2 separate regions of the Homo sapiens genome follow, and region 1 is linked to region 2. A link is a contact called in ENCODE Hi-C or POLR2A ChIA-PET data. All regions are on one chromosome and are shown on one strand. Each heading gives the region's core, a stretch centred on a gene start or an enhancer-like site at or near the end of the contact. The rest is flanking DNA. Distances are from core to core; before and after follow the strand shown. Region 1 overlaps TLN2 (talin 2). Region 2 overlaps TLN2 (talin 2).

The links. Hi-C counts contacts between places; a loop is a spot of excess contacts on that map. ChIA-PET counts read pairs that join two places held with the same protein, here RNA polymerase II (POLR2A). Pooled maps may share reads with other maps.
Region 1: a loop to region 2 is called in a map of heart left ventricle, with 2.2 times the contacts of the local background. The contact joins two enhancer-like sites. A Hi-C loop is called at or near these places in 8 of 168 maps with a recorded cell type or tissue (Caco-2, aorta, ascending aorta and 2 more) and 3 of 50 pooled maps. POLR2A ChIA-PET finds 5 or more read pairs at or near these places in 2 of 52 experiments (BJ and activated CD4-positive, alpha-beta T cell).

Annotation. Positions count from the first base shown.
Region 1 is chr15:62,544,099-62,548,177 of GRCh38, forward strand. All of the region lies in intron 1 of TLN2 (talin 2), which reads left to right. Among named protein-coding and RNA genes, the nearest start is that of MGC15885, 99 kb to the right of the region's middle. Within about 2 kb of position 1,478, at least 17 of the 41 ENCODE cell types and tissues checked have a DNase peak (open chromatin) inside an H3K27ac peak, as active enhancers do; they include ascending aorta, where a contact is called at or near this core.
Region 2 is chr15:62,504,795-62,509,105 of GRCh38, forward strand. All of the region lies in intron 1 of TLN2 (talin 2), which reads left to right. Among named protein-coding and RNA genes, the nearest start is that of TLN2, 120 kb to the left of the region's middle. RefSeq lists enhancers at 1,456-1,750, 1,517-2,047. Within about 2 kb of position 1,602, at least 3 of the 41 ENCODE cell types and tissues checked have a DNase peak (open chromatin) inside an H3K27ac peak, as active enhancers do; they include ascending aorta, where a contact is called at or near this core.

The DNA.
Region 1 (4,079 bases), core at 228-2,727, 39 kb after region 2:
AATAATCATTTGTGTTCTTAGAGTGGCGAATCTCCATTTGAGCCTGCTCTTCATGTTCATCCAAATTTCAGATTCCTTAAAAATGATATTTCTTGTTTCTCCAGACCTTTTAAAAAATATTGTGGAAGGTTCTTCCCTGTAATAGGTGAGTCCTGGTTGGTCCAAGCCCAGTTCAGTGCCTCTTCCCTAGTCTCCCCCAGCCTCCCAAACTCATAGCGCCTCTTCCTCTGGGTTCGCCAACACTCGTGGTCTCTGCCTCCTGTGGGGCATCTGCTTCCTTAGCCATCTTTCTGTGGGACTTTTCCAAAAGGTTATAAGTGGTGATTACTGGAAAAGGAGGTGTGGGTTGCTCATGGATTCCTAGAATGGCTTGTTTCCACAGACACCTGGAAGAAAAACCAACACTGTGTGTACAAGGAAGGATCATGCTTTCCTGAAAAAACAGACAGATTCCATAGTCTTTTAAAGGTTCTAAATTGAGGCGTGCTTTGGAATAGTTTTCATTTCCTGGAGACCGCTTCTGGCTTATCTGCCACTGCGCCATCCTACATTTTTTCCATCAACTCTGTCATCATCATCTACCCTTTTAAGAGAAAAATCTTTTAAAAGCAAGTGGGAGTAGAAAAGCTTTTTTTTTTTTTTCTTCCCCCCCTCTAATCACAGCCTGAAGTTTCCTTCCATTCCTAGAATGGCAGGTTCTAATGGAAGTAAGAGATGGTGTCAGGATTAGCTAACTTTATTCTTAGTTTTTTTTTCCTTATCAATGCTAGTGGCAACACATTGATTGTGTTAATAACCCCAGACTTGTGCTAAGTGGAGATTTGGGGATGACCTCACTTTTTTTTTTTTGAGACGGAGTCTCGCTCTGTCGCCCAAGCTGGAGTGCAGTGTTGCGATCTCGGCTCACTGCAAGCTCCACCTCCTGGGCTCACACCATTCTCCTGCCTCAGCCTCCCAAGTAGCTGAGACTACAGGCACCTGCCACCACACCCAGCTGATTTTTTTTTTTTTTTGTATTTTTAGTAGAGACGGGGTTTCACTGTGTTAGCCAGGATGGTCTCAATCTCCTGACCTCATGATCTGCCCACCTCGGCCTTCCGGAGTGCTGGGATTACAGGCGTGAGCCACCGCACCCGGCTGTTATGCTTTTTCTTTTATTGACTGATGTGTACAGAAAAATTGGGGGGTGAAGAACAGTACATTTCTTAACTCTTCCAAAAATTGCTTGTTGCAATAACAAGGCACTGAAACAACACAAAAAGTCCACATTTGTCTGTTGAAGAGGAAAGAGGGAAAGAGAAAAAGGATGGAGGAAAAGGTGGGTTATCAGGCTAGGCAACATTTCCAGTGAGGCAGCATCTTTTTAACCTTGCATTTGCATAGTGTCTCTTGAATCCAACTCTCTTTCTTTCTCTTTGTGTGTGTGTGTGTGTGTGTGTGTGTGTGTCACTGTGTCTCAATGTGTTCTTTCCTGGGTTTTGTGGCAGGGTTCCAGGGACAGCAGAGCTGCAAATCTCCTGCAAATTTGCATATCCTTTTTATGCTCAAGTGAATCAATAGTGAACAATTGTTCCCTGTTCTTGGACAGCAGCCTGAAATCCATATTGCTCTGTGTGCATTGGTGAAATTTGGTAATCTCAGAACTCAGAACTCGAGCCCATCCTGGCTGAGGTGTAGTGGCAGGGCCTTATTCTGATTGGGCACTCAATAAATATTTGTCAAATGGATATCCGGAATATCAAACCAAAGTTGGGGGTGTTTGTATCCCAGACTGGTGCTGTCAATTCTTTCACCATGCTTGGGAGAGAGTGCCAGAAGAGGACTTGGCAATGTCTCAGCATTCCAGGTCTTTGGACTGTATTTCCTTTCTGTGCTCTGCTGGTTCTATGAAGCAGTAGAGCCAGAAATTCAGGACATGAGGTGGGGCTGGAACATTCTGGAATCTTGGAAACTTGATGAAGTGGGAGCAGCTGTTTCTGATTCTTGGGGGAAGAGCAAGTCCTCTGCTTTGACACAGTGAGGCTGGCCTGCCTGGCACAGTGTGGAGAGGGAGGTCGGCACTGATTTCTGTCTTCACTACCTCTGACGGGGGCTCTTTCCTGACCTGTTGGTGACAGAAGGAGTTGCTGCAAACCACTTGGCTTTGATGAAATCGATTCTTGCTGGAGATTTTCCTTTAAGAAGCCTCCAGACAAGTGAGCTGGGGCACGGCTAATCTTCATCTGTGTTGGGTTCTTGGAGTGGATTGAAAAGTGCTGATAGAGATATTGTGATTGGTGTTTGGTTTGCTTTTTCTCTGATTGAACAGCAACTATTTGGATTCAGCCTTTTGCTTGTGCTGTGTTAATTTTGGTATTTCATTTCTTGCTCCATAGTTGTGAACTACTAAGATGTTCTGGAAAGGCAAACCAGAAAGCTGGGAAGTGTTCTGGACTGGCTTCTCAGGAGATAGTCTTCCTGGGGGCATGTTGTCTGAAGGTTTGTTTTTTCTATCCAGTTGCAAGGACAGCATAGAGAGCCCCTCTTAGCATAAAGCCAATGAGAGTGTGAGTAGTTCATGAGGCCATCTTGGCACCATGGCCAGTGTGGAGGAAAGGCAAAATCAGTTTGGTCAGTGGCCACACAGCGAAGGCGGAGTCCTTTAGAGCAAGGGGAGCTTTGAGATCTATCTCTAGCAGCCACATGGCTTACAATAAAGCTCAACCTTGAAAGCATTTACAGACTAGAGCAATGAGGAGAACAAATCTCCTGGTAGTAATGTGAGATGCAGAGGCCATGAGGAGGCATGCTGCATTTCTGTTGCCAAGCCCTTGGTCCGTAATACTGCAGTTTGTTTACAAGCCCCTGCTGATAGTCTGTGGACCTCTTGAGAACCTATTTAGGAACCAGGAAAAGACCAGCGTTAATCAGGGAGGAAAGGGGATAAAGAAGCAGTATTGAAACACTGAATCTGGCCGTTTACCAAAGAAACTGCTATTCCTTATGAAGGGAGGATTAACTGTTAATAAGCTCCCAATTATTATAGGTAAATATGTATTTGTAAAGATACCTGCTTTATTCTGTAGATCACTCATAGTGATTTTTAAAATTTTTCAGCCCTTTCATTTCTCTACTTTGTTGAAAAACATGTTCAGATACTGTTAATGTTGACCCCAACTGGGATGTCAAAATCCTTGTGCAGATAAGGGACATGTCATGCCACACATACAAAAGGATTAGACTGTCTAGGATAGTATCAATCTTGTGGCTACGTTGACATCTTTGTGGCTCGTATGTGAACACACACACACATTTTGTCATATTCAGTGGACATAGTACTGGGTCCTGCATGACCCCTCAACTTACTCATGAGCTCCTGATCATCTCTGTGATGGGGGTAAATCCCAACCTCTGTTTATTCATGTTCCTCATTTAAATCTCACAGATGTACTCCCAGAGTGCTCCGAAGGTATCTGGAGCTACAGGTATGAAAGGGGATATAAAAGACTTTGAAGGTGGCTGGAACCTATTGTTCGGTGGATGCCTTGGGCTGTGTTTTTTCATGTTTTCCATTCTGGTGTTGCCCCCAGGATGATATTTGAAAGGTGTGGATGTTTACTTTTTAGAACACAGGAGTTAGTCTTGCATCTTCCTTGGAAGGACTTCAGCAATCTGCAAATGGAAAGTAGCCTGATAAATTTCTGATCCTCATCCAGCTGTTACTGCCAGTCTGGTTGTGAAATGTGACAGGGCCGTGGCCAATTGTGTGATGTTGGAATATGTTGCCTCTGAAATTGCTGTCTATCCTCTACATTGCTATGTGAATTAAGAAGGAGTGACTGGCAGTGATCAGGAGGTCTAAATCGCATTTTGCATCTGCCTATACAGGAGTTATTGGTTTTCCATTTATCACAAGATATTCTTCCAGGGGCCCTTTGCAAGGGGTTGCAAACATATGGAGCTTCATTCCAGCCCGAGACTATGCTTGTGGAAAGATACTTAAAAGTATAAAATAGGACACAGATGACAACTAATATCGATAATGAGACAAGAAAATTATGGTCCTGGATGTCTGCCCTCGGAGGGATTAGGACTCCAGC
Region 2 (4,311 bases), core at 352-2,851:
GGGTAACAGAAAGTAGTTGGTGGGGTGTGTGTGTGTGTGTGTGTGTGTGTGTGAGAGAGAGAGAGAGAGAGAGAGAGGGAGACTCTGGGCCATTCTAAACTCTGCCCCACTGCTCACTTTTTTGTTGGGTAATAACATTAAAAAACAGAAACATGTTTTTGTTGTTGTTGTTGTTGTTTTGAGACGGAGTCTCACTCTGTTCCCCAGGCTGGAGTGTAGTGGCGCGATCTCAGCTCACTGCAACCTCCGCTTCCCAGGTTCAAGCGATTCTCCTGCCTCAGCTTCCCGAGTAGCTGGGATTACAGGCGCCTGCCACTATGCCCAGCTAATTTTTTTGTATTTTTAGTAGAGACGGGGTTTCACCATGTTGGCCAGGCCAGTCTCGAACTCCTGACCTTGTGATCCGCCCACCTCGGCCTCCCAAAGTGCTGGGATTACAGGCGTGAGCCACTGTGCTCGGCCAAAAACATGTTTCTTACTGGTACCTTCAGAGGATAATTTTTGGTTCTCCCACCTTGCCCTCCTCTTCCTCTTATTTTGCAAGCAAATCTTACTTTAGCTTACACACTGTGCTGATGAAGAGTTGTCTTAAATCTGGCTTACATTGATTTAAACCTATTTTAAAATGTGCTAGGAAATCCTGGCATCATGTTAGTAAGCAAGGAATCCTTCTATTTAGCCAGTGTTCTTCCAGAGTTCCTGTCCTGAGTTTCTGCCCACTGGAGCCCACCTGCCCTCTAATTGGGGTCTGCAGGCGTACATCCTTGCACAACTCTGTAATTTATCTGGTAGCCTCAGGCTGGAGTGTTTCCTGGACTTCTCAGAACTACAACGTTGGCTCTGTCTTACGCACAAATATGTTAGGTAAAATTTCAAGTCAATCTCCCTCTTCCCTGTGCTTGGTTAAGAATTGATTTGTGACATCTGTAGGGAGCAAATTAAGGAATTTACAACTGGTACATGAGGAAGGTGGAAGGAAGTTCTCCCTAAACTTAATCTGTAACATAGTTTTTGACCTTGTCTGCCTCTATGATGGGGGGCGGACGGGGAAGGGGAAGGGGAGTGTCTGCCTCTTTGGGTAGCCTGAACTTACATTAGCCAAATGTCATTGAACCTCCATGACTTGAGGCTAGTTACGTGATGGCTGAGTCAATGCCAGGTCTAAGATCATTCTTTCCTTTATTCTATTTATGGAACTAATATCAAGAGAGCATTTACTTTTTGGCAGGCATTGTTCTAGACGCGGGGAAAACAATTTTGAATAAGACTCATAAAGATCTGGCCCGAATGGAGCCTATATTCTGGGAGTACAAGTTTCCTGTTAATTTTTCTCTCATGTCTTTCTTTAAAAGCCCAGCACAAATCTAGGAAACTGTGATATCTCCAGGAAGAAGGGACCTCTCTGTCCTCTGAAATCATTTGTGTGTTGCAGGTTCCAAGAGTGTGGCAGTGGTTATAGCACATTATCTAGTGGCTGCTGGTATGAGGGTTTAGGCTACCCTCTGGGAAACTGGACTGGGTCAGACCTTTTTTGGGTGTGATGAGGGGCAGAGAGTGAGGAGACTCTGCTATGGTGCCTTCCAAACAGGAAATGTTCAGCAAATATTTATTGAGCAAATGCATATCTGCATGAGGTAGTCACATGGGTGGTATTACAAACACCAGACTGGATTCCAGCTCTTCAGATTAACATTTGGAATTCCTAGGAACTGTGCTGAACCTGGCAAAGATGAGAGCCCTCCTGCCAGGAGATCCTTTAGTTTGTTTCTGGAGCATTCCCAACATGAAAGCTCTCCCATGGAGGTTGGGGGAGTTTTAAATTGCCAGTGTGTTTGAAACAAGCAACATTGTCTTCTGACCTTTCCCTAGGGTCTTGCATACTTTGATATGGCAGAAGCAGGCGTTGCTCTGAAGTTATAAATAACTAAGCAACTTGAGAGTTACACTCTAGGGCCCCAAGTTAAAACAGCTGATTCCACTCTTGTTGTAGAGCAGGAAACTATCTTTTCAAAATCATGTGTGAGCAGCATGGCATTCAAACGGGATATTAATCTTCCTAGAAATTTTACCAGGAAAGCAGAATGCTTCCTTTTCCTCCACCCTTATTTTTATTTTTTATTTTTGCTTATGTGTATCTGTCATTTCAGCATATGTGAAGTGAATGACAAGATATTTGTTGTTTTTACTGGTGACAGATGATAAATATCTTCATTTCTTTTTAGCTTAAAAACACTTGCTGAACTTTGGTCAGCTGATATAAGGATTAGAAATAATTTTAAGATTATTTAATCTCGTTTTCCCCCAAAGAATTGATCCAGAAATTGGTATAAAGTCAGAAGGAGAAAAAGAAGGATGAGTTTCTAAGATAAATGTGCTCAGATAATTGCTTTTTATTAAAAGATACTGTTCTTTTTACTTCTTAGGTGTTGAAATGTCTGTTTTTAATGAGATCGTGCTTCGAGGTTGGTTTCTCAAGACGAAGTTATCAGTCAGCACAATTTGGGAAAGGTGGGGGTATTCTGCTATGGAATACCAAAGTCTGGTAACTGGTCATCTCATTGAGACCCCCGTGTGATGCTTGAGTTGCCCACCTCCCGCAACCGAGTCCCCATCAAGTAGGGATGTTTATACAGTGAGTCCCTTGCCCTAAGGCTGGTCCTTCTTTGGGCAGCTTTGACTGAGTTTGGAGAATAATTGCTATTCTGTGGAAATTTCATAATCATAACCCAGGCAAGTGCCTGGGAGGCAGAGCACAGGTGGGTGGGGGTAAAATGCAGAGTGGGCTTTGGATATCAACTCTGTGATTTCTGTGGCCAAAGCAGAAATGCCCATGAGCTTGAGTTAGTGCAGTGAGTTAATTGCATGGTAATTAAATGCTAACATGATTGATCAGAGGAACTGTGTAATTGAAGCATAGTAAAATGTGGCATGCTTAGTAAGCAATTGAGTTGTCTTCCCAAGGATGTAGGCAGTACTGGGCAGAAGCACAGATGTCTTGAACAAGCTGTGCAGTGCACAGTTTTGCCCTTTTGTCTTCTGAGGAAGATGTATGGGACTCTAAGGAGTGAAATCCCACATTCCGTACCTGAGAACGAGATTCATAACTGTATGTGAGATATTCTTTATTTTGTAGTACTTTGCATACTTTTTGGTATATAGAATATTTACTTGTTATCATTGGTGAAATTTCAAGGTTTTTTTTTGTTTATGGGTTTTTGGGCTTTTCTGTATGTATTCTGGAATCACCAAGAGGCTTCCATATTGAATTTTCTACAGTAGCTCTCTGAATAAGCCTTAATTGATATATTTGGTAGAGATGAATGAAGATACCATTTAATCGTGGTGGTAAATTTAAATATATGATGTTTCCTTCTGGATGAGTGACTATTTAAGCCCTATAGATGATTTTTTAAAATTATTTTATTTATTTATTTATTTAAAGACAGAGTTTCTCTCTTGTCACCCAGGCTGGAGTGCAGTGGTGTGATCTTGACTCACTGCAACCTTCGCCTCCCGGGTTCAAGCGATTCTCCTGCCTCAGCCTCCCGGGTAGCTGGGACTACAGGCGCGTGCCACCACACCCAGCTAATTTTTGTATTTTTAGTAGAGACGGGGTTTCACCATCTTGGCCAGGCTGGTCTCGAACTCCTGACCTTGTGATCCACCCGCCTCGGCCTCCCAAAGTGCTGGGATTACAGGCGTGAGCCACTGCACCCGGCCAAAGCCCTATAGATGATTTTTGAAACAAATTTTTCATTTCGAAAAGATCTGGACAGTTTGAAATAAAAATGACCAAATTTTCTATCAAGTTGAAAAGAAATTTAGAGAAATACGATTTATCAAATAAAAAAGGTAATACCTTGGAATGAATGAAAAAATTAGGTAAATTTTTCATAACTTAGGTAGCTGTCTTAAATTATCCTGGAAAATATGGGCCAAACTTTGAGTTGAATTTTTAGTACAGCATTTAGATTCATGTTTCTCTATTTACGTTTTTGTGTGTGTGTGTAATGTTACTTTTAGAGCAGTGGAGGTCTCTACTATCCATTGTTTAATCTCTTCCTTTTGTGAATAGAATAATAATCAATTACTCCTAATCAGTATTCTTGGTATTTTTGTATATACATGTGATAGTAAGAGTTACATTTATGTGGATGAATTTACTATAAGCCAGCCTGTAATCTTAGTGTTTTACTTATTTAGCTTCCTAACATTCCTATGAGGTAGGTCCTGTTTTTATCTCCATTTTACAGATAAAGAAACTAAACTATAGAAAGCTTAAGTAAGGTGCTTAGGATCCCATAAGCCAGG